Linked DNA regions of Homo sapiens: regions 1 and 2 are each linked to region 3. A link is a loop called in an ENCODE intact Hi-C map of the cell type or tissue named here. Cell type or tissue: heart right ventricle. All regions are shown on one strand.

The links. Hi-C counts contacts between places; a loop is a spot of excess contacts. Peaks named below come from ENCODE experiments on the same cell type or tissue, not always from the same donor. Only the 100,000 strongest peaks of a DNase experiment are listed, where the experiment ranks them.
Region 1: it touches region 3 in a loop (3-fold over the local background); 7 of 110 quality-filtered maps call a loop at or near these places.
Region 2: it touches region 3 in a loop (10-fold over the local background); 18 of 110 quality-filtered maps call a loop at or near these places.

Annotation. Positions count from the first base shown.
Region 1 is chrX:3,342,890-3,350,889 of GRCh38, forward strand. It overlaps MXRA5 (matrix remodeling associated 5), which reads right to left and starts at 3,763. Exons shown (of 7, transcript NM_015419.4): 1 at 3,626-3,763; 2 at 757-972. The coding sequence starts at 944. In heart right ventricle, no CTCF peak of the experiment used is centred here; DNase peaks (open chromatin) are centred at 2,522 and 3,012; H3K4me3 peaks cover 2,803 bases; H3K27ac peaks cover 2,794 bases; H3K27me3 peaks cover 2,986 bases.
Region 2 is chrX:3,114,699-3,122,698 of GRCh38, forward strand. No RefSeq gene overlaps it. Among named protein-coding and RNA genes, the nearest start is that of ARSF, 77 kb to the left of the region's middle. In heart right ventricle, a CTCF peak has its summit at 3,131 (motif pointing right); no DNase peak of the experiment used is centred here.
Region 3 is chrX:3,545,211-3,553,210 of GRCh38, forward strand. No RefSeq gene overlaps it. Among named protein-coding and RNA genes, the nearest start is that of SNORA48B, 17 kb to the left of the region's middle. RefSeq lists an enhancer at 7,422-8,000. In heart right ventricle, a CTCF peak has its summit at 3,643 (motif pointing left); no DNase peak of the experiment used is centred here; H3K4me3 peaks cover 1,175 bases; H3K27ac peaks cover 1,323 bases.

The DNA of each region.
Region 1 (8,000 bases), 200 kb before region 3:
TTATTTTTACTAAAACATCTCCATGGTGGATATTTCACAAACACTAATTTAATCAGTTGTTCTGGGGATGGATGCTAAAAAGTAGCTATTATATTTTGTTGACGAACTCCAAATGATTGTTGACTATTAAAATTGCAGTTGAGCACCTGTAGTTCATAGCAACTAACACTTCGGTCCACACAACCCTCGTGTGTATAAAATGAAACCAGTATATTAAAAGTCTGTCTGGCAAGCCACATCAAAATAGGTTTTTAAAAAGACGTTGATATTTTTAACAGGCAAAATCTGCAGGAACTCTTTTATTGCCTCAAAGTCGCAATTCTATCATCTACATGACTTATAAAATGGCACAGATGTTCTGCTTATTTTTATTATTCTTAAATCGTTGCTGAAGTCTACTTAAATCATCTTCATATGTTTAAGTGTGTGTCTCATGCATTCACCTCAACAATGTATTAAAGAAATGCTATCAAGGGAATTTCTCAACAAACTCTAAAGTTGTTCATGCTGCTCGTTAATAGACCTTACAGCAGTGGCAGCTGATGGATATATTGAGATAATCATCGAAAAAGCTGCGTTTAGCATAACTAAAACTTTTTCTCTCTATTCTGCCCATCTGCAGCTCCATAATTCTCGACAGAGCTACACAGAGGAAATGCACATATGAAGTTAAGTAAATGCACATACACACACGCAAAACCAGATCAAGACGCACGCACTGACAGTGGGAAGGTTCGGGAAGAAAGTGGTACAAACCCCAAATTGATTCTTTCCACGTGTTTAGCAATGCCAGCGGGCACGGAAGCCAGGGATCGGAACGTGCAGTGGACCTCGCTGGGGACGTAGCAGGCACAAGGATGCGGGCAGGCCAGCGCCACTCGCGGATGGCCCCAAAGCAGGATCAGCACCACGGAGAGGGCCCCCCAGTGCGCGCGCTTGGGCATCTTGTCGGGGTGCCTGATTCTCGGATACCTGAGGTAGAACAACGAAGAGATGAGCTTATTCACAGGTAGCACCGACGAACTGTGGGCAATTTTTAAATTTGAATTGTGCATCAGGGTTTCAAGCTTCCCAGGACTTCACACGATGTGTTGTAGTGACGCTTAAACCATGGGAATTGAGAAAGATGAAACATGGTTTTTTTTCTAAACTTTTCACCATTCACTTTAATCATGACTATAGAATATAGTCTTGATTCTTGGCTTCGATACTATGATTTGGAAATCTATCTTGCACTCTGTAATTGCGGCTATGAAACAGAGAGAGACGAGAGAGAGAGAGAGAGAGAGAGAGAGAAGAAAGAGGTTTATATTTATGTATCCATAATTAAAAAATAATAAAATATTGTGTTTCTGCCTCCAACAAGACTGAGCCATTATATATTGCATATATTTGAATTTAAAACTTCCCAAGAAGTGTTTATTCGTATTCTTTCCTTTAATGATATTTTTCAAACCTTTAATTCTAGCTTCTTGAAGAGCTTAAAGAGGTATTTGCTAGAAGGATATTCATCCTGTTATTTCTGGGTTTATTTACTATCCTTATGTTTTTGTCTTGGAAAAGCCAGAGAGTTTTTTTGATGATATAGAGTTGCTGTTAATCGGGGAGGAAGTTTGGGGGAACCTCTGATCATTCAATAAACAGGAAGGGACTGCTTATGAAATATATTCAGGCAAACAGAAAAAAATGGAGTCACTAAAAAATGGAAAAGCTCGGGTAAAGCTAGATTGCATCAGCTACTTCATTTAGAATGGCGGTGATCATTTTCTTCTTGTCCTGGCAATGCCTATGTCATCTAACATTTTTGTCATCTCTTGAATGGCGTTCACTTAAAAATAGTGACACACATGGAAAGTAAATAGGGATACACAACAAACACGCGCCTGCCCATTCGCCCGGGTTCTGAACGAGCGCGAACTGCTGATTAAAATTCTAAAACCCAGGCCGGACTCGGTGGCTCACGTCTGTCATCCAACACTTTGGGAGGCCGAGGCGGGCGGATCACCTGAGGTCAGGAGTTCGAGACCAGCCTGACCAACATGGAAAAACCCCGTCTCTACTAAAAATACAAACAAACAAACAAACAAAACAAAATTAGCTGGGCGTGGTGGCGCATGCCTATAATCTCAGCTGCTCGGGAGGCTGAGGCAGGAGATTCGCTTGAATCCGGGAGGCAGAGGTTCCGGTGAACCGAGATCGAGCCATTGCACCCCAGCCTGGGCAACAAGAGCGAAACTCCGTCTCAAAAAATAAAAATAAAATTCTAAAATCCTTCCTATAAGAGAGGAACATCCCAAACCTGTAGCTTTTCCTGCCTTTAAGTGACCTAGAAAAGGTTATTCTCTTAAGCCCGGGGGCGCGTCTCCCTTCAGCTGCCCATAAAGAACTGATGGCGCACAGGTAGTTTTGCAAAAAAGCAAGTCCGGGCTCCGCCTCTGGGCGCTGGAACAAACCGGCTCCTGCAGCTCTGCAAAAGTCCTCGGAGTTTTCTCTCTCGCCAGAGCCCGGGCTTTCCCCGCCCCTGCCTGCGCGCCTGACCTCGGCGCTGGGCTGGTTCCAAGGGCAGCCGCGCCAGTCCCCAGCGTCCTGTGCCTGCGGGCGGACTTGGCCCGGGCGTTCCATAGGACTCTTCAGCCCCAACTCCCTGTCCGGCCTCCCACCCCGGCACCAACCTCCCGGGAGACCCAGGAAACTCGCCCCCAGACAACCCTAATCCCGGGGACTCGGGGTCGGGTCTCTCCGCCGCGGAGAAAGCGGCCTGGCGCCAGCTAGGCCGCCAGAGACGGTCTGCGAACCCCGCCGGGAAGCAGGGGTGGGGGCGTGAGGCCGTCTGCTTTCGTCTTGGCCCTGGGCAGACAACCTGGAGTGGCCGGGCGGGCAGCCCTGAGCCCCTGGCCGGCTTCCAGAGTCCGCTGGGTCGCGTCGAGCTGGCTGCGGGATGAATTACGAGCTTTCCCGGAACGCGGCTGGGGTGGCCCTGCGAGTCCCCGCCGCCCGGGACTCGGACACCAAACCCCTTTTGTCTGCGTGATGACTGTCCCGGTTTTTTTGCATGGCTCGGATCACTCTAGGCGTTGGGCTGTCCCCTTTCCAGGGAAAGCCTGGGTAAGAGTAGGAGGAAAGAGGCGGGGAAGGAGAGGGGGAAGAGAGGAGGGAGAGGAGACTTGAAGTAGCCACAGCCTGAGCAACTTGGAAAGAGGCTCCTCAAGCGTCCTTTCCCCCACCGATTGCAAGAGCAGAGTGGGCTTCACTTAGGAATTCCGTTGGCAGCTTCCTAGAAACGCGGGATGGCGGGGTTGAAGGTCTCCAGAGAGAGCCAGGGATGGGGAGCGCTTTGGGGAGAGGGAGGAAAGGAGGCATGGGATGTCTGGGCTTAATTAGACCTATTCAGTGCATCCTCCTTCAAGATCCGGCTCTCCTCCCTATCTGATCCTTAGCTACTTAAAATTGCAGGAATTCAGGTATCCTGATTTCTTAGCAACTTCAAACAGTGCTGGGGAACGGTGCAATCTGCCTGCATGCAGGCCCTTTACCCCCAGTGTTTCCCTTGGGTGTCTCAAATCCCTTCACCCCCTGCAGGCAGACACGGCAGCCCTGGGGCGCCCTGGCCACCCTGGGTCCTCACCTGTCCTTGGGAAGCCGCCGCACACGGGAGCGGTGCGCCGGGAGCATCCACCGAGCCGGGGCGCGCGAGTCACGGCCGGGAGTTTGCCGGGGCCATGCCCTTCCCGGGGCCGGGGGTGAGGCAGCTCGGCTTCCCAGCGCGGCACAGCAAGCCGGCGCCCTTTTATTCCCGGCGCTGCGAGGCTTCCCCAAGTCCACGCCTCGGCACACCCCCACCCTGCCCCACCCCGGGGAGACGGGGCGCGGGCCCGAGCCAAGGGACCCTGGCCGCGCCGCTCTGCGCTCAGCCTTCCTCTCGCGTCTTCATTGCGCCTGGGCCCGGGTGGGCATGCCTCGCCCACTCCAGCTGCAAGAACCGCAGGCGGCTCGGGGAAGGAGGGCTCTTTGTCAGAGAGAAGTCCAGGACCCCAGGAGGGAAGGGCGAGATGCAGGGAGCGCGGTGGGAGCCGCAGTAGAGTCCGCGCTTGGAGAGCGCCTAAGCAGCGCTGGGAACGTTTCCGTTCCTTTCAGGAGAGAGAGAAGGAGCAGGGTTTGCGCTTCTCCGGGCCAGACGGTGTTTTCTCGGCAGCTCTTCCCAGACCGTGTGCAAGCAGGAGCGGGCTGGCCCCGCCGGCATCCCACTAGCTGCAGGCAGGGCTGCAACGTGAGAGCCGCCGCCACGCCCTCCCGCCTCTCCAGGACTCCCCGGCGCCCGCCTCCCTCCCCTTGCCAGAGTCTTCCTGCCAGAAAGGTGGAACGGCTCCCCTCCGGCTTGGGGAGCATTCGAGGGGCAAGGCGAGGGTTGGGACGTTCGGAGAGTCTGATGGTATTGTCTGGGGAGGGGGCGGTGGGAGGGTGGGAGCGACCTGGCGACAAGGCAAAAAGTAGAGGGTGCAGAGGGTAGGTCCCTATTCCAGGAGGCAGAGGAAGAGGAGGCGGCGGCTGCCTGGCTTCCTGGATAAGTCAGACCTGGAATGGTGGGGAGAGGTCAGGCGAGTATCTTCAGTCAGCAGAGCCAACCTGGGGTAAAAACATGGAGCTCAGACAGGTGTGTAGGGCCCGGAAAGGCACCATTGCACCAGCTTGTTGTAGGGTGCACCAGCGACTGCTTTTCGCTATACCTCTGGTTAGCCGTATTCCTCTCCCTGAACCAGCATTTTGACATGTCCTTAGGGTCAGTGTTTGCCTGTTGTGTTCTTTGATCTACAAAAGACATCTGTGAGTATAAAAAAAATTTTTTTTACAAGCCCAGTGGTACCATGTACTTGTACAACGAATCCTGTCTGCTGAGATGCCCCTGAAGCAGGCTGATGGCGTGCGGCATTTATGTATGTGTGTATGTATGTATATATGTATCTATGTATTTGAGACAGAGTCTCGCTCTGTTGCCCAGGCTGGAGTGCCAGTGGTGCGATCTCGGCTTACTGTAACCTCTGCCTCCGAGGCGCAAGCGATTCTCCACCTCCGTCCCCCATGCAGCTGGTACTAGAGGCTTGCGCCACCACGCTGGGCTAATTTTTTTTTTTTGGTGCGGACAGGGTCTCACTATGTTGCTCAGGCTGGACTCGAATTCCTAGCCTCAAGTGATCCATCCACCTCGGACTCCCAAAGTGCTGGGATTACAGGCGTGAGCCACCCAGCCCAGCAGGCATGCAGCTTTTAAAAGGCAATGCATGGAGAAAGTATAATTGAGAAGTGCCTGCTCTTTAGATTCAGAAGTCCTGCCCTACGTCCAGCACTCTGTCAGGGGGCTTTCAGGAGGAAGGAAGGACTAAGCCTAAGAAACAAGTTGCTTCCCCTGCATGAAGCGTGGTTCATCTTAGCTCCTCCTAAGAAACACAGCGTCTAGGAATTCCTCACCACCTGCCTCCTGCGCCTAGGGTGGCTTCCACAGAGTTGATAGTCAGGAAATACTGGTTCATAAATGGGAATTCATTCCTTCTCTAGCTTTAGTTTTCAGTGTGTGTTGACATAGTTCCAGGGATTAGTCAAATAATGCCCTTAGGTAGCCTCTTTCTGGGCATGCCCCAAACCCATTGATTAAATCACGAAACAAAACAAAACAAAAAACAACTGTCTCTTGAACATCTCTTTACCCTTGTTAATGATGTTGCCACCCATCTCGTCAGCTAAACTAGAAACTCAAGCCATCCTTGCCTTCTGCCTCTCCTTCATGTCTTCCTCATAGTCAACTGGTTGCCAAGTTTAGATCCTGATGCCTAAGAATCTCTTGGCCCAACGTGTTCTTCTCTCCACCTCTCTCACTGCGGTTGCATGGATATGTCTTAGATTTTGACAACTTCTTCCTCCACCAACTCCTTCTCATTCATCCCTTCCAGCCCATCACTGAGACTTAGAGGGATGCCATCATCCTCAAACCCAAGGCTGAAGTTTTCCATGGGTGGCCTGTGCCATGCCCTGTGCTTCCCAGCCTGTCCCTGGGATCTTCCTTTTGGTGATAGATCTGGCTTGTCAAGAACAAGTAGCACATCCCTGATTTTTGTTGTTGTTGGTTCACGCCACTGTTTTGACAAAGTTCTCCTCAATCTCCATTGTATAGTATTTCCTTACCTCCATGCCCATTGCTAAAGTGGGCTTTTTTCCTGCATTGTGGACAATCACTCACCTTCTTTTTATGCCGTCATAGCTTCTTGACACCTGGAGTATAGCACAGAGCTTAGCATACACTAAGCGTTCAATTGAATGAATGAATGAATGAATGTGCGCATGACTGACGTTGAATTCTATTAAGAAATGTCTAGATTTGGCCAGGCGCAGTGGCTCACGCCTGTAATCCCAGCACTTTGGGAGGCCAAGGCGGGAGGATTGCTTGAGTCCAGGAGTTTGAGACCAGCCTAGGCAACCTGGCAAAACCCTATCTCTACAAAAAAAAAAAAAAAAAATTAGCCAGGCATAGTGGCATATGCCTGTAGTTCCAGCTACATACTGGGGGCTGACATGGGAGAATTGCTTGAGCCTGAGAGGCAGAGTTTGCAGTGAGCCAAGTTCGCACCACTGCACTCCAGCCACAGTGACAGAGCAAGACCCTGCCTCAAAAAAAAAAAACATTTAAAAAAGTCTGGATTTCTCTGCAGTAAGGAAATCTGTTTATACTACCTTATCCAGGGGGATTATTATTGGCACATTTAATAGATAATATCTATCAATACCTCTAAATACTTGTGTTACCTGTACAATCTGCACCCCAAAAATGATTTATCGAAGTCTAGTTAAAGGCACAGGTTTACGGAAATGAGATGGTTAACTCAAACATAATGGCTTTAATTCCTTACAAGTGTGAAGTAAATAAAATATCAAGTCAACTAATTCAATTCTGCTTTGCAAATTTCATGCATGGGATGAAGGGGAGTGAGCAGCGGAAAGAGACCGCTGAATGGGAGCAGGGTTTTAGCTTAGGGTGACAGAAACGTTTTGGAACTACATGTAGGTGATGGTTGCACAATATTGAGGATGTACGAAATGCCATGACATTGTTACTTTAACATGGTTTACTTTACGATGTGAATTTCACCTCAATAAATTATTTTTAATAACACACATACTAATAAAAATAAATGCCTAGATTAGAAAAGTCCCAGGGCGTAACTTGTACAATAAATCCACAAATAAAGCATTATGGAATCTCGTCATTCTGTACTTTTTTTAAATAAAATGCATAGTTTGCTGCATTTAGTCTTTTTTGTTTTGATGTTTGTCCTGCTAATGTTGCCTGCTTGCTTGGTGATGTGTTCCCAGAGCAGGGACCATGTTTGATTAATTGTTGAATCCCTTGAAGTGCCAAGAGAGTTCCTTAAATACAAGAGGTTTGGAGTACATGTCGGTTAAATTAAATTCATCTGCTTGCTAATAATTCCACCATGTGGAGGGTGAGGAGGGATGATCAAATGAAGGGCAGGTCAGTCCTTGTAGCTACAGAATGTACTTCAAGCAAAAGCTCAGTGATTAACAAAAGGCCGGAGCCCTCCTAATCGCCAGATGCCATGGAACCTGAAGGATTGCAGCTTGTTGCAGGATGCACCAGTGACTTTTACCAGCCACTGCTTTTCACTGTTCCTCTGGTTAGCAGCATTTCTCTTCCTGAACCAGCATTTTGACAACATGTCCTTATTATCAACATTTGCCTGTTTTGTCTTTGATCTACAAAAGACATCTGTGAATATATATATATATATATATATATATATATATATAAAATAGAGCATTCAGAAGGAAATCCAAACAGGTTTGCTAGCTCACTTCCCATCACGCAACCCTGATCCTCCATCGAGACCCCCTTTCCTCTAGAAATGTGGAGGTAGGGAAACTTGCAGCCCAGGAGACCCAGGAGGCCCTTACCACTGGGGAGCCATCATCCCTCTGCCTCCGTCATAAGATCT
Region 2 (8,000 bases), 430 kb before region 3:
CCCAGAATGTGCCAGACCATTAATGAAGTATCTTATTTCCTTCTTAATTCAGCCTCATGATTTAGGTATAAACACTTGTGTGAGATTGCCCAGAGCTGCCATAAAAATCACCATAAACTTGGTGGTTTAAGAAAACAGACATTCATTCTTCCACAATTCTGGAGGCTAGAAGTTCAAAAATCAAGGTGCTTCCTCCGAGGCCCTGGGTAGAATCCGTCCTTGCCAATCCTTGAAATTCCTTGGCTTGTGGACATATCACTCCAATCTCTGCCTTTGTCATTACATGAATGTCTACGCTCTGTGTCTTTAAATCTCTCTCTCCTTATAGAGAGAGATTATAGTCATATAGAATTTAGAACCCACCTTCATCTACTATGACCTCATTTTCTCTTGATGGCATCTTTAAAGACCCTATTTCCAAATAAAGTCTCATGTGCAGGTACCAGGATTTAGGACTTTAATGTAACCTTCGAGGAGGTCATAATTTAACCCTTTGCACCCTTATATACCAAGAAGAGTACCTGGGACTTGGAAATGCTCTGTAATTTGCTCAGGAGAACACAGCTTAGGTGTTACTGGGCTGAGACTGGCACCCTAGCCATGCCAATCCCAAATCTCCATGTACATCAACCCTATGGTGTTGAAGTAGGAGGCGCGACTTGACTCCAGAGGTGGGGGTTGGACACCAGACCAGATTGAGGGCTAGCTAAAACAGGGCAGACCAAAGCAGCTTTCAGTCAGACACGCCCATCAGTGTGCCATGTCAATTTACCATTGCCATGGCAACACCCAGGAGTTACCACCTCTTTCCATGGCAATGACCCAATAACTCAACGATTACTACGCTTTCCCTAGAAATTTCTGCATAACCCGCACCTTAATCTGCATGCAATTAAAAATGGGTATATATTTTGGGAGGCCGAGGCGGGCAGATCATTTGAGGTCAGGAGTTTGAGACCAGCCTGACCAATATGGTGAAACCCTGTCTTTACTAAAAATACAAAAAAAAATTAGCTGGGTGTGGTGGAGCATGCTTGTAGTCTCAGCTACTCAGGAGGCTGAGGCAGGAGAATTGCTTGAACCCGGGAGGCAGAGGTTGCAGTGAGCCAAGATCGTGCCACTGTGCTCCAGCCTGGGAGACAGAGTGAGGCACGGTCTCCAACAAGGAAAAAAATACAAATAAAAATAAATGGGTATAAATATGACTTCAAAAAAAATATGCCCTGAGCTGCTACTCTCTGCCTGCAGGGTAGCCCTGTTCTGCAAGAGCAGTCACGGAGCTATAACACTGTCACTTCAATAAAGCAGTTTTCTTCTACCTCTGGTTTGCCCCTAAATTCTTTCCCGAGCTAAGCCAAGAACACTTGTGGGCTAAGCCCCACTTTGAGACTCACTTGTCCTCCAGGAGTGTCTCTCAAAGGTGCAACCCCAGGAGTAACATAATCATGTGTGTTCGTCAATTTGCAATTGCAAAAATGTGGAACAAGCCCAAATGCCCATCAATCAATGAGTGGATACAGAAATTATGGTATATATATGTACAATGGAATATTACTCAGCCATGAAAATGAATGAATTAATGGCATTTGCAGCAACCTGGATGGGTTTGGAGAGTAAGCGAAGTCAGTCAGAAACAGAAAACCAAACATCGTATGTTCTCACTCATAAGTGGGAGCTAAGCTATGAGGATGCAAAGGCCTAAGAGTGACACAGTGGACTCTGGGGACTCTGGAGGAAAGGGTGGGAAGGGGGTGAGGGATAAAAGACTACAAATTGAGTGCAGTGTATACTGCTCAGTGATGGGTGCACCAAAATCTCACATATCACCACTGAAGAACTTACTCATGTAACCAAACACCACCCGTTCCCCCAAAACCTATGGAACTAAAAAAAAAATTAGAAAATTATGTGTGTTTGACTTATTTCAATGGACTGATACTGTTGCCTTGTCTTTACTAAGGAGTAATATGAATGTGTCAGGTGAAATACAAATAACTGTCTTAATATTAACTATTAAACAAGGATATCTTTTTCCTAAGTGATTTGGGGCAACCATATTAGACCTTATTTGTCCACAAAAGAATTCCTTACAAAGGCTGAGCATTTTTCTGCCACTCTTTGTTCTAAGATCTCTAAAACATCTTCGTTTTCTCATCACTCTTAGGAGGAGGTTCGTTTTGAATTTAGAATACCCTAGAACAGAATCTTAGGATTTTAGCCTGAGAAATAACTTCTGAAATCGTTTTCTCAAATGCTCTTATATTTGCAGATGAAGAACACAGAGTGTGAAGACACGAAGCGGCTTTAATGAGTCTGCACTGTAAAGGGAGCAGGACCATGAGGTCTGAACCCAAGGTTGTCAACCCCAAATGCAAGGTCCTTCTCCCTCCCTGGCTCCGGTCCTTCCATTTTCTTTAACCACATGGCAAGGAGAAGGTAGTAGATAAAAGCAAGCTATGTACAACCAAGGGAACACGTTCTTTTCCACACAGTGGTGTTCAGAGGTGGAAAGAATGTTCTCTAGGGTTTGACACAATTGGGGTGAATGGGAATTGTTCTTCTTGCCAGCTAAATATCTTTGGACATATTCCCTAATCTATCTGTACTTCAATTGTTCCCTCTGTGAAATGCAACTAAAAAGTGTATTACCAGACTTACAAAGATTAATGGAGATAATATCTGTAAAAGACTTTGCACATAGCGCATAGGCCCATAGGTAGCTCTTAATAAGTATTATATTTCCTTTTCTAGTGGTTATTTTGAAAATACCTTAAGATTAAAATTGAAAGAATGTCATCTATCAAAATGATACAAACCTTTGCCATTGGTCTAAACACTCCAAACTCAATGCTTAATTAACCTATCATGACCCATTGCATCGAGAAAATTACCTTCACCTGCCTTGTCTATCCGAGGTGGTCAATATTTTCCATATGCCCCTTAAGCCCTTAATTAACCTTTTTCCCTAAATAGAAAGATAAATTATACAATTCAGTCTGCAAATATAGTTACTTAAGGGATGTCTATTATTTCCTCATTCTGAATTATCCTTTAAATAATTTATATTCTTTCCTTCGCATTGAGGAATACAAGCCTGATTGAGCACTGCGTGTTTTTAATCATTACATGAATTTAAACACTAGGTGGCATGCTAATATAGCTGCCTGCACAGCTAGCTCCAAATTCCTAATATGATAAATGTGTGCATTTATTTCATTTTTGTAAAGATAGCATACATTTTAACTTTATTCTCGGAAGAGGAATTTGAAAAGGAAAGACACCTTTTTCAACTCATATTGTTTGATTGCATCCAGAAATTCACCTCCACCTACTTTATCCATCTGAGGTGGTCAGTATTTTACATAAGCTCCTCAAACCCTTAATAGCTTTGAAGGAATGGAATGCATTGCCTAAAGTTTCAGACAGGAATAACAGAAAGCAAAAATTAGAGAAACAAAGACAGAAGGGTAGCGGGGGAGAGAGACAGAAGTATCAAGGTGCATCATTTATCATCTGGAGTTTTCTAAGCACATATATTTTAATTACAACTAGCATGTGTGATCCGTGCTACTCATTCATCCCCCAGAGTGTGAACATAAATGGAGAACCTAGAATAATCCAGGCACTGGTCTAAAGTTGGAGAAAAGATACGTAGTTTCTTCTGTCTCAAGACCGTGTTCGGAGGATGAGTAAAGCAACGTGAATTAGAGTTGAGATGGGCCAACAATAAATAATCTCAAAAGGCTTGGCTGAAAGCAGCACCCGCACCTCAGATCTTGGCTATAATTTAGCTAAGGAAGCAGTGTATTTAGAAGCCTACTTGCAATGATTTTTTCAAATCCAAATCTTTTATGAAATTTGACTTGGGTGGTACAGGGATTCAAGAGCAAATCCCAAATTGGATGGACCCACAAATGGTAAAGACTCCTAGGGTTAGGGTTATAGGGTTTTCCTTACTCAGATCTGCAAATGGCCTCAGAAGCCCTGCCTCTGGCTGGAGCGGGTTTCCTTAGCAGTGTTGTAAAAAAAAGCGGGAGATACAGGAAGTACACATTGCATGGAAGCACAGTTTGTATGGGTGGATACCTTGGGGTGATGTTATGGGGCGATGATTAGTTGCCCGGCCACCTCTTGGTGAGGGTAATTGAGCAATGGACATTTTCCAGCTGCGGATGGCAGGATGACAGTCAGATTCTGCAGAATAGAAAGCTTGGATTCTGGTTCAGAAAAATCCTGCCTCTTCAAGTATGCCTTGTTTGATTTTCCATTGCATTTAGACGACATGCAAGTGAAACCCCCACTTGGAAAATGCCAAATATCCACCCACATCTCCAGCCTGTATCCATTCTTTAAACAGTAAAGACTTCCTTCCTTCTTTTTTTTTTTTTTTTTCTGAGACAGGGTCTTGCTCTGTCACCCGGGCTGCAGTGCAGTGCTGCAATCATCTTTCACTGCAGCCTCGACCTCCCAGGCTCAAGTGTCCTCCTGCGTCAGCCTCCCAAGCAGTTGGGACCACAGGTACGAGCCACCACTCCCTCCTAATTTTTGTATACTTTGTAGAGATGGGGTCTCACGATGTTGCCCAGGCTGGTCTCAAATTCCTGGGCTCAAGCCATCCGCCCTGCTTGGCCTCCCAAAGTGCTGGAATTACAGGCATGAGCCACCATGCCCAGCCTATTTTTGTTTCTTCTAAGCAGAATTTTGATCAGCAATCCAGATTCCCTAACTTTAACCCCAAGAGCCGAATTTAGGTCCTTGCCAGAGAAATGCTATCTATGGTATAGACTTAGGAAATATGCATATTTAAGAGGAAACTTTTGAAGAAACCCACTGTTGCTATCAGTATGAGTAATAATGACTTAAGCAACCTCAGTTCTTGGCATCATTCCTTTGTGGATAGAACCAGGTATATAGTTTGCAAGGCCGAGTGCAAAATGAAAACGCTCAGCTCTTGGGGAAACAGGTAAAAGTAAAAATAAAATGGTTATGTCTGTTAAAGCAAACTAAATATGGCCTGAGAAGTACTCCGTACTTCTATATTTGAGTCCTTGTGGATGAAGGGTATCCTAGCTTAATAGGCAAACAAAATTGAAAACCTAAGTTAATAGCATGCATCTGTAACAATAGCTGAGTGTTGGCCAATCCCAGCGGCCATACTTCAACCACTCATAGACTGCTGAGTGTTCAAACTGCGTTCAAATCAGGCAAACGCCGAGCAGTAATCCATTTCACTGTTTCCGTACCGCACTTCCGATTCCTGTACCTCTCTTTACCTTTTTCTTTTTTTTTTTTTGAGACGGAGTCTCACTCTGTCGCCAGGCTGGAGTGCAGTGGTGCGATCTCGGCTCACCGCAAGCTCGGCCTCCCGGGTTCGTGCCATTCTCCTGCCTCAGCCTCCCGAGTAGCTGGGACTACAGTCCCCCGCCATCACGCCCGGCTAATTTTTTTTTTTTTTTTTGTATTTTTAGTAGAGACGGGGTTTCACTGTGTTAGCCAGGATGGTCTCGATCTCCTGACCTCGTGATCCACCCGTCTCGGCCTCCCAAAGTGCTGGGATTACAGGCGTGAGCCACTGCGCTCGGCCCACTTTACTTTTTTTGTCTATAAATTTGTTCCGACCATGAGGCACCCCTGCAGTCTGTCTGAATCTGCTGTGATTCTGGAGGCTGCCTGATTCAATCAAATCTTTTCTTTGCTCAATTAAACTCCATCAAATTTCACTTGTCTGAAGTTTTCTTTTAACAGCTCCTTGTTCCAAAATGTTTAAGAATTTCGATAGGGTGCCAGCAGAACAGAAGGAAAAACAACCACAACAATAATAACTTTTTCCTCTGTCCTCCTCAGTTCTCCAGCTACTGCTCTGGAAATTAAACTGTCAAAAGAACAAAAGAAAAGCAGAATTTATTAAGACATGCAGTGCATATACACATGTGGTGAAACTCAGTGATGAATAACTCAAAAGCATGGTTAGAACTTGGGGCGCATACAACAAATCAGCCAAGAACAATACATTTGTCAAGAAGGAAAAAGGCAAAGGAAAAAGGCCTTTTAAGCTCCTAGGAGCTGCAAACTTTGAGAAGACAAATACAGGAGGAAACAAATGGAAGATAAAGGCAAATTGAGTAAGGTTTGTTATGTAGATTCCTCTAGGCCTGTGTCTCTGGTAATTAACAGTCTAAGTCTACTTTCAGGCAAATAGGAGAGTGCAGAGAGTTTTTTTTTTTCCCCACTCCCTTAGCTGACTTGCTTTTATTGTTTGAGTTAAAAAAGAACGAGATCATGTCCTTTGCAGGAACACAGTTGGAGCTGGAGGCCATTATCCTTAGCAAACTAGCACAGGACCAGAAAACCAAATACCGCATGTTCTCACTTACACATAGGAGCTGAATGATGAGAACACACGGACACAAAGAGGTGAACAACACACATTGGGGCCTTTCGGAAGGTGGAGCGTGGGAGGAGGGAGAGGATCAGGAAAAATAACTAATGGGTATGTGAACCCAGAAAGTCTGAGACAGGTCTCAGTTAACTTACTTTCTTTTGCCAAGGTTGAGGACGCGCCGTGACACAGCCTCAGGAAGTCCTGACGACATGTGCCCAAGGTGGTTGGGGCACAGCTTCGTTTTATACATTCAGGGAGACATGAGACATCAATCAATATATGTAAGAAGCACATTGATTCGGTCTAGAAAGGCTGGACAGCTTGAAGCAAAGGCAGGAAGACTGGAAGCAGGGAGGGGGTTTCCAGGGCACAGATAGGTGAGACACAAACAGTTGCATTGTTTTGAGTTTCTGATGAGCCTTTCCAAAGGAGGCGATCAGATACGCATCTCTCAGTGAGCAGAGCGGAGACTTTGACTAGAATGGGAGGCAGAGGCCCTAAGCAGTTCCCAGCTGGACTTTTCCCTTTAGCTTAGTGACTTGGAGACCTCAAGATATATTATCCTTTCACAGGTTCTAAGCTTAATGCCTGGGTGATGAACTAATCTGTATAACAAACCCCCATGAGAGGTTTATTCTGTTTTCTTTTAGCAGCTCTTGCTTCTCATTTGTCTTCAGCTCAAAATAACCCTTATGCCAAAGGGCTATCTTTTGGGTTGACCTATCCTGCTCTCCCACAAGAGCCTTCAGCAAAGTTTACAGTTGTCTTGCAGAAGACCACCCGGGTGGCCAAATAGTGTAATAGAAAGGAGAGGTTTGTTTTTTTATTATACTTTAAGTTCTAGGGTACATGTGCACAACGTGCAGGTTAGTTACGTATGTATACATGTGCCATGCTGGTGTGCTGCACCCACTAACTCGTCATTTACATTAGGTATATCTCCTAATGCTATCCCTCCCCCTCCCCCCACCCCACAACAGTCCCCAGAGTGTGATGTTCCCCTTCCTGTGTCCAAGTGTTCTCACTGTTCAATTCCCACCTATGAGTGAGAACATGCGGTGTTTGGTTTTTTGTCCTTGCTATAGTTTACTGAGAATGATGATTTCCATGTTCATCCATGCCCCTACAAAGGACATGAACTCATCATTTTTTATGGCTGCATAGTATTCCATGGTGTATATGTGCCACATGTTCTTAATCCAGTCTATCATTGTTGGACATTTGGGTTGGTTCCAAGTCTTTGCTATTGTGAATAGTGCCGCAATAAACATACGTGTGCATGTGTCTTTATAGCAGCATGATTTATAGTCTTTTGGGTATGTACCCAGTAATGGGATGGCTGGATCAAATGGTATTTCCAGTTCTAGATCCCTGAGGAATTGCCACACTGTCTTCCACAATGGTTGAACTAGTTTACAGTCCCACCAACAGTGTAAAAGTGCTCCTATTTCTCCACATCCTCTCCAGCACCTGTTGTTTCCTGACTTTTTAATGATTGCCATTCTAACTGGTGTGAGATGGTATCTTATTGTGGTTTTGATTTGCATTTCTCTGATGGCCAGTGATGGTGAGCATTTTTTCATGTGTCTTTTGGCTGCATAAATGTCTTCTTTTGAGA
Region 3 (8,000 bases):
TGTATCTACAAAGACATTTAAAAATTAGCTGGGCATGGTGACATACACCTGTAGTCCCAGCTACTTAGGAGGGGCTGAGGTGGGAGGATTGCTTGAGCCCCAGAGTTCGAGGCTGCAGTGAGCTATCATCATGCCACTGCACTCCAGCCTGGGTGACAGAGTGAGACTCCGTCTGAAAAAATTAAAAATAAAAAAATTAAAATAACCATTTTCATGTTTTTATAGCAAACTTAAATATACATATAAATATATGTACTCAATATGCACTTTTAAATTTTAGTGAAATAAGCTTTTGTGTACCTTATCTGAAAAAAACCAACATTTCTTCCTAAACTCTTCTCTCCTGAAAAACAACAGTAGTAAAGATAATAAGTAGCATGTTTGCTAATTGAAAAAACTAGCACAGCAGCCAGAAGGAAGAACAGCAATGTTGATGTTTAAAGGAGGACTACAATTTTAAGCACGAGCTTGTGGTCAGTTTATTTGCATTGTTTGGCTTTTCCACTCAACATGTTCCAGAAGGTTCTAGATTTATATTGAAGAAGAGTTTTATAAGTTGGACAGTGATGTTATTTGTTTTCGAAAAGCAGTGACACTGATGGCCTTAGAGGCTAGGTACCTTAGAAAGGATATATTTTCATGTGCATAGAAAGATTCCTCCCTCCCTCCCTTCCTTCCTTCACTAAAAGCCATCCTTAGCTCAAGGAGAGGGAGTGCTTCCTTGCTAACAGCCTTGCAAGACACGGGATTCTCCAGGCAGGACGAGGAGCTGAACATTTCCAGAAACCTGGTCAGATGGTTCTGCATTCTTCTAAAAGATTTGCTGAGACACATCCACTTGCTGCCCTCATGGCAAAAGATCGCATAGATCTTGTTGCCATCTTCTGTGTCTCAGCGAAATAGCCCTGAGCAAAATCGCACATTAAATCTTCTGGTTGCAGAGTTAACTCATCTGTTCTCAAACAACCTGGCTTACAGAAGTGGATGCCAATCCAAAGCATGCCCAGAGGGCACATGGGTATTCTTTAATGAGCCAACTTTCATTACATAAGACACTCAATTGTGATCATTGGTGAATTTATCAAGTTGGCAGGGCATGTTTCCACACAGTCATCCTTTTTATTCTTCAGACATCTTTACTCTTTCATCAGCCCAGAGAAACAAATGTTTAGAGACGATGATATTTTCTCAATGTGTACTGCAGTTTACTATGCAGAACCCCTAACATAGACACCAGCTCTCATGGCCTGAATGCTTTGATTACTGTAGATGATCAATTCAGAGGTATTATTAGATCTCAGAGTGAATTGATTTTTGGTTTTTTTTGGAAGATGGGAAAGGTGGAGTTCACCAAGAGTCACTCTGCTCATTCCAAGACCCTCAACTCTCCATGAAGTTCTTCATTTTTGTCTCAAGTAATTCTTTTAAGTATATGTGCTCACCCAATAAAAATCTCTGTCTTGGTGAAATTGTGGAGGTGTAAAGTCAGACAGAGAGAGAAACTCTTGTTGCCTTCTTTAAAGGATAAACATGCCTTTTTCTGATCAAACTTGAGACCCTCCAAAATTAAACTAGCTGTTAAGTGTGTGACCCCAAAAGGAAAGGAAAAGGTAAAAGGAAGGAAGGAAGGAAGGAAAAGAGGGAGGGAGGGAGGGAAGGAAGGAAGGAAGGAAGGAAGGAAGGAAGGAAGGAAGGAAAAGAGGGAGGCAGGGAGGGAGGGAAGGAAGGAAGGAAGGAAGGTAGGAAGGAAAAGAGGGATGCAGGGAGGGAGGGAAGGAAGGAAGGAAGGAAGGGATCTTTCTATGCACATGAAGATGTATCATTTCTAAGGTACCCAGCCTCTAAGGCCATCATTGTCACTGAAATGTTGTTGTTGCTGTTGTTTGTTTTTGAGAGAGTTTCACTCTGTTGCACAATCACAGCTTCACTGCAGCCTCAAACTCCTGGGCTCAAGCAATCCTTCTACCTCAGCCTCCCAAGTAGCTGGGACCACAGGCGCATGCCACCATGCCCAGCTAATTTAAAAAAAAAAAATTTAGAGATGGGTCTCACTACGTTGCTCAGGCTGGAGATTATTTTTTAAACCAAAAAATATGAGAAATCCTTAGCCCCCTACTTCCATTTGTATTTTGCTTCTATCTAAAAAGTACCCAAGTTGTTTAATTTCACAACCTGAAAGCACTGGAAAGCTTTAGATTGGAAATGCAGGATTTCACTTTATGCGATGGGACTAGACCATCACAAGATCTAGTGGTGACTTGAATTTTGATGCCACAGATAATCCTCTTTGTTCAAAGTGCCCTGTTTAGAAATTCATACATCAGGCAATGCAGCCCTTACAATATGTTTTCATTGTGATATTGAGGAAGAAAAGATACAGGAAGGGAGAAAGGAAAAGATGCAAAAAATGAGGAAAACATTACATACTTTATAAAATATAAGAACCATAGGCTGGGTGTGGTGGCTCACACCTGTACTCTTAGCACTTTGGGAGGCCAAGGCAGGAGGATTGCTTGAGCCCAACAGTTCGAGACCATCCTGGGCAACATAGCAAGACTCTATCTCTAATTTTTTTCATAAAAAATAAAATAAAAAATAAAAAAGAACTATGAAAAGAAGGGTTTTTTTTGCCCTCAGGAAACTTGCAATCTAAATTTTCTTCTAAACCCGGATTTGCTTTAAATGACTTGTCTAAATAAACTTATCTTTCCATGTCATTTTTTATCTTGTTTTTTTAGTTGTTGTTTGCTTACTAAACCTAAGCCTGGGGGCCAGGAGTGGTGGCTCACACCTGTAATCCCAGCACGTTGGGAGGCCAAGGCAGGCGGATCACTTGAGGTCAGGAGTTTGAGACCAGCCTGGGCAACATGGTGAAACCCTGTCTCTACTAAAAATACAAAAATTAGCTGGGTGTGGTGGTGAGTGCCTATAATCCCAGCTACTGGGGAGATTGGGCAGGAGAATCACTTGAACCTGGGAGGCGGAGGTTGCAGTGAGCCGAGCTCGCGCCACTGCACTCCAGCCTGGCAACAAAGTGAGACCCTGTCTCAAAAATAAATAAATGAAGAACCTAAGCCTTGAAGAAATAAATCTTTTAAAATTTCATTATGATTTTACTTTTGCTACCAACAACACCAGCCTTCTCTAAAAATCTAACTTTTGCTTGTCAACACTCAAAAACAACATTGGTGGAAGCCAAATGTACCTCAAAAGATGAATTTCATGCTTTTTTAGAGGAAAAAGCCTCATGAACTGTGCTAGGTATTTTGATGATCAGCTCTTCGCATGGACATCTTGTCATGAATATTTATTCATAGGACATTTTCTTTTCTTTTTTAAAGGCTAATTGATATTTTCATCTGAGCCAAACAGTAAATGTGGCATAGGGAAAGTTGTGTCTCACTATTGGATTCCTGAGTTAGTGAAAGAAAAGAGCTTGTATCTTCTAAAAGTGGAGGTGAATTATGTTTATTCTATAAAATACATAATAAATATCAATAATAATAGATACATAAGAGTCATAATTCTCTATGGGAAGTTATTTCTATAGCGGAGTAAGAAAAATCTACTGAACCTCCCTCTCTGCCACCACAAATAAACTTCCACGTCCCCAGGGAAAACCTTGTTAAGTGGTATACACTGCCCTCTTGTGCAGACTGTTTAAACAGAAAAGATCTCACGCACCTATTACATAAAACATTTTTTAAAGCTCTGCATAAAGGAGGAAGACAACTAAATCTGCCAAGGTTTCTTGTTGATTTATTATAGCTGTTTCATAATCCACAAAGCCATAGTCAGCAATACCCGCAAACATTCTGTATACAAACGACTAGCTAGGTTTACAGTTCAAATGAGTATAAACTAAATTGTTTCTGTTTCCAAGAATTAAGCAACCATGGATTTTTTTTAAATGTTCCAATTCGCAATGTTCAAATCTATGTGGTACACTTATCTTTTAAGCGTTTTGCAAGATGCACCAGCACCACGTATAATATGATTCGCCAGCCACAAAAGAACCAGTCATGCCTGAGATTTCTAGAAAATTTTACAATGGTTAAAAATGTCTCCACTGGGGCGTTTGTGTTGGTTTTCCTGAAAGGCATGGGATGGTCGTGCAGCCGATTCTCATAACGTCGGGATTGCTTTCTCTCTCTCTCTCTCTCTCTCTCTCTCGTCTCCGTCTGCAAAACAATGGAGCAGGGTTTTCCTGGCTTCTTCTGCTTAGCGCCACTTTTCTTTTCTTTTTAATTCCCAGGTCCACAAACAATTTTTAGAGCTAAAAGAAAAGGTATGTGGCAATACTTAATTGCTGGACCCATGAAGCCAGGAGGATCTGAGACTCACTCCGAGAGCCAGGGACTTTCCAATGCGTTGGGAAGCAGCCTCTGCAGGAAGCTCGGCATGGGAAAAAGCTGTACCGGCTGCAAATCGTCCCTTCTGGTTCCGGCGAGTGACAGCAGAGGGTGACACAGATGCTCACATTGTCAGTGGTCCTTGCTGTGTTCATCTGACCCTGCGGTGCTCCACACAGGCAACTATGTCCCCAGGGACACTCGACAATGTCTGGAGATAGCTTTGGGTGTCGCAACCGGGGTGGTTGGTGCTCCGGGCATCTGGTGGGTGGAACCCAGGGACACTGCTCAACACCCTGCAGTGCACAGGACACCCCACCCCAGAGGATCATCCACCCAGCCTTAAATGTCCACACTTTGAGAAGGACTGTACTAGAGGATTGATCTGTAGCATTCTAATCCTTATCAGAATCCCAACCTCCATGGTGTCAAGGGAGAAAAACGTGTGTCTCTATTCACGAGAGAAAGAAAAGCTGAGTATCAGGCAGGACTGGGGTGTGCGGAAGCAGGTGAAGTGGAGCTTCAGAAGAGTGGCCCCATGGGCTTTTGAGGGGACTTCTCTGTTGGGTCGTCTAAATCTTCATCCCAAACTCCCCAGTCAATATGTGGTGGATTCGTGTGAAACAAAAAGAGACCAATCGATTTATCTTCATCACCTAAGAGGCCATTCATTATGAAGTAGGAGACCCAACTTGACTCCGGAGGCAGGGACTTAGACTTTGGACCACACTGAAGACTAGCTAAAATAGGGAAGTGGCAATAGCAATAGCTCCTCTCCATAAGACACGCCCACCAGTGCCATGTCAGTTTACTGTTACCATAGCAACACCTGGAAGTTACCGCCCCTTTCTGTGGCAATGATCCAAGAACATGGAAGTTACTACTCTTTTTCTTGAAATCTCTGCATAATCTGCCCCTTAATTTGCATGCCATTAGAAGTGGGTATACATATGACTCCAGCACTGCCTCTGAGCTGCTGTTCTGGACGCACTGCCTATTGGGTAGCCCTGCTCTGCCAGGAGCAGGACCTCTGCTGCTGCTGCTGTGCACTGCCACTTCAGTGAAAGTGGGGGTGGCTCACGCCTGTAATCCCAGGACTTTGGGAGGCTGAGGTGGGTGGATCACTTGAGGTCAGGAGTTCGAGACCAGCTTGGTCAACATGGTGAAATCCCATCTCTACTAAAAATACAAAAATTAGCCAGGTGTGGTCATGTGCACCTGTAGTCCCAGCTACCAGGAGGCTGAGGCAGGAGAATCACTTGAACCCTGGAGGTGGAGGTTGCAGTGAGCCGAGATCACGCCACTGCTCTGCAAGTTGCTGTCTAACACCACGGGCTCACCCTGAAATGTTTTCCTGGGTGAAGCCAAGAACCCTCCCAAGCTAAGCCCCCAGTTTGGGGGCTCACCTGCCCTGCAACAATTAGACAACCACAGTCTGAATCAAGGACTCTCTGAATGGGATAACACATAGGTTCCTACGACAGCGAGGAAACTTCTAGAATTGCCTGGGGCTAAGGGTTTCCCCAGGATGTGGGACCTTCAGCTTTAAAACCACAAAAGTCCTGGGCAAACTGTAACAGACAGCCAATAAGCACAGTTATTCTCCAGCCTGGCTCCAGAGGTCTTCGCTAGGCAGCAATTTAATTTTTAATATGGAAAATATGGCTAAAACTTATTTTTATAGTATTTTAGGAAACAGGGCATCATTATCTCACATTGCAAATTTAAATCCCAATAGATATTAGACCTTCAAAAAATAAGAATAAGGAGAATTTGCTTAAAATTGCAAATAGAGGAATGCTGTCATGAACTTCCTACTTTGTATCTGTCATAATTCTGAATCTAAATCACAATTAGCCTGCAACTGACACTGTAATAGTCACCAAAATTTGCAATACCTGCACAGAGTATAGTCAAAGAATTTCAACCAAATCCTTTCTGTTGATCCAACAAAATAAAATGTATACAGATATGAAGGGCATTGGAGAATGGTGAACAAGTATACTTGGCGTGGCTGGAGCAGTGGCTCACATCTTTAATCCCAGCCCTTTGGGAAGTTGAGGTAGGAGGATTACTTGAACCTAGGAGTTCGAGACAAGCCTGGGCGACAGAGCAAGACCCTATCTCTAAAAATATTTTAAAAATTAGCCAAGCCTGGTGGTATCTACCTGCAGTCCCAGCTACGCAGGGGGCTTAGGTAAGAGGATCGCTTGAACTCAGGAGGTGGGGGCTGCAGTGAGCTATGACTGCACCAATGCACTCCAGCTTGGGTGACAGAGTGAGAACCCCGTCTCTAAAAAAAATAAACTTAGGAAAATAAAATAAATAATAAAAAATGCACTCCAGCTTGGGTGACAGAATGAGACCCTGTCTCTAAAAAAATAAAATTAGGAAGATAAAATTAAATTTAAAAATAAAAAAGATACTTGGTGAATTTCTCCTCCACAGGGGAGCTGGCTCCCAGAAGGAAAGAAAGGCCATCCACATTCTACAGATGAACAAGTTCACTCCTCACTGAATCCTGTGCATTAGCTTCTCAGATCATCGCAGGATCTCCTTGACTGGAAAGTCAGAAACAACCGTGGCCATAACTACCACCATCAAAACCAGGAATACACTCCTTGCATTTAGGATTAGATGCAGGTTTTGTGGGAGCTGAAGCTTACAAAATTTCAGAAGTCATCTTTCAGAAAATGAATTTGAATGTATCTTACTTTGGGGGATTTTACAAAACTGTACAACCATGTGCAATGAACTGAATGCTTGTGTCTCCCACAATTCCTATGCTGAAATCCTCACCCCCAAGATGATGGTGTCAGGGGGTGAGGCCCTTGGGAGGTGATGAGGTCATGAGGATGGAGCCTCCTGAATGGGATAGATGAGAGATCAATATATACATAGACACAGTTAGGAGGAGATGTCACTTAATAACATGCAAAAGTATCAAAATACAATTGCAAATATATAATATTCATAAAATAAAACATATATACTTACTTTTAAAAAAATACACTATGATTAAACTAGTCATAAAATCAACAACATTCTAAATGTCTAACTAGTCATAAAGTTACCTGTTATAACTTTTGTCATTATTGCATATCAGAGTTTCCCAATCTTGGCACTATTGATATTTGAACCAAGTAATTCTTTATTATGGGAAGCAGCCTGTGCATTGTAGGGTGTTAAGCAGCATCCCTGGCCTCTACTCACCACATGCCAGTAGTACTCTCCCCAGGTGTATTAACCAAAAGTACAAGCAGACATTGCTGAATGCCCCCTGGGGTTTGGGTATGGAGTTCAGAATCACCCCAACTGACAACCACTGACATAGACCTGTGACTTCATTTCCTTACCATCTGTGATTCAGTTTCTCATAGTGTGTGATGGTGAATTTCATATGTCCACTTGGCTAGTGTGATGGTGAATTTTATGCGTCCACTTGACTGGCGTGATGATGAATTTTATGTATCCACCGGGCTGGTGTGATGGTGAATTTTATCCACAGTGCCCAGACGTGTGGTCAAAGGTTACCCTGGATGTTACTGTGTGGGTGTTTTTGGATGAGATGAACATTTCTTTCATGCGCGTCCATGTGAAGAGACCACCAAACAGGCTTTGTGTGAGCAACAGGGCTGTTTATTTCAC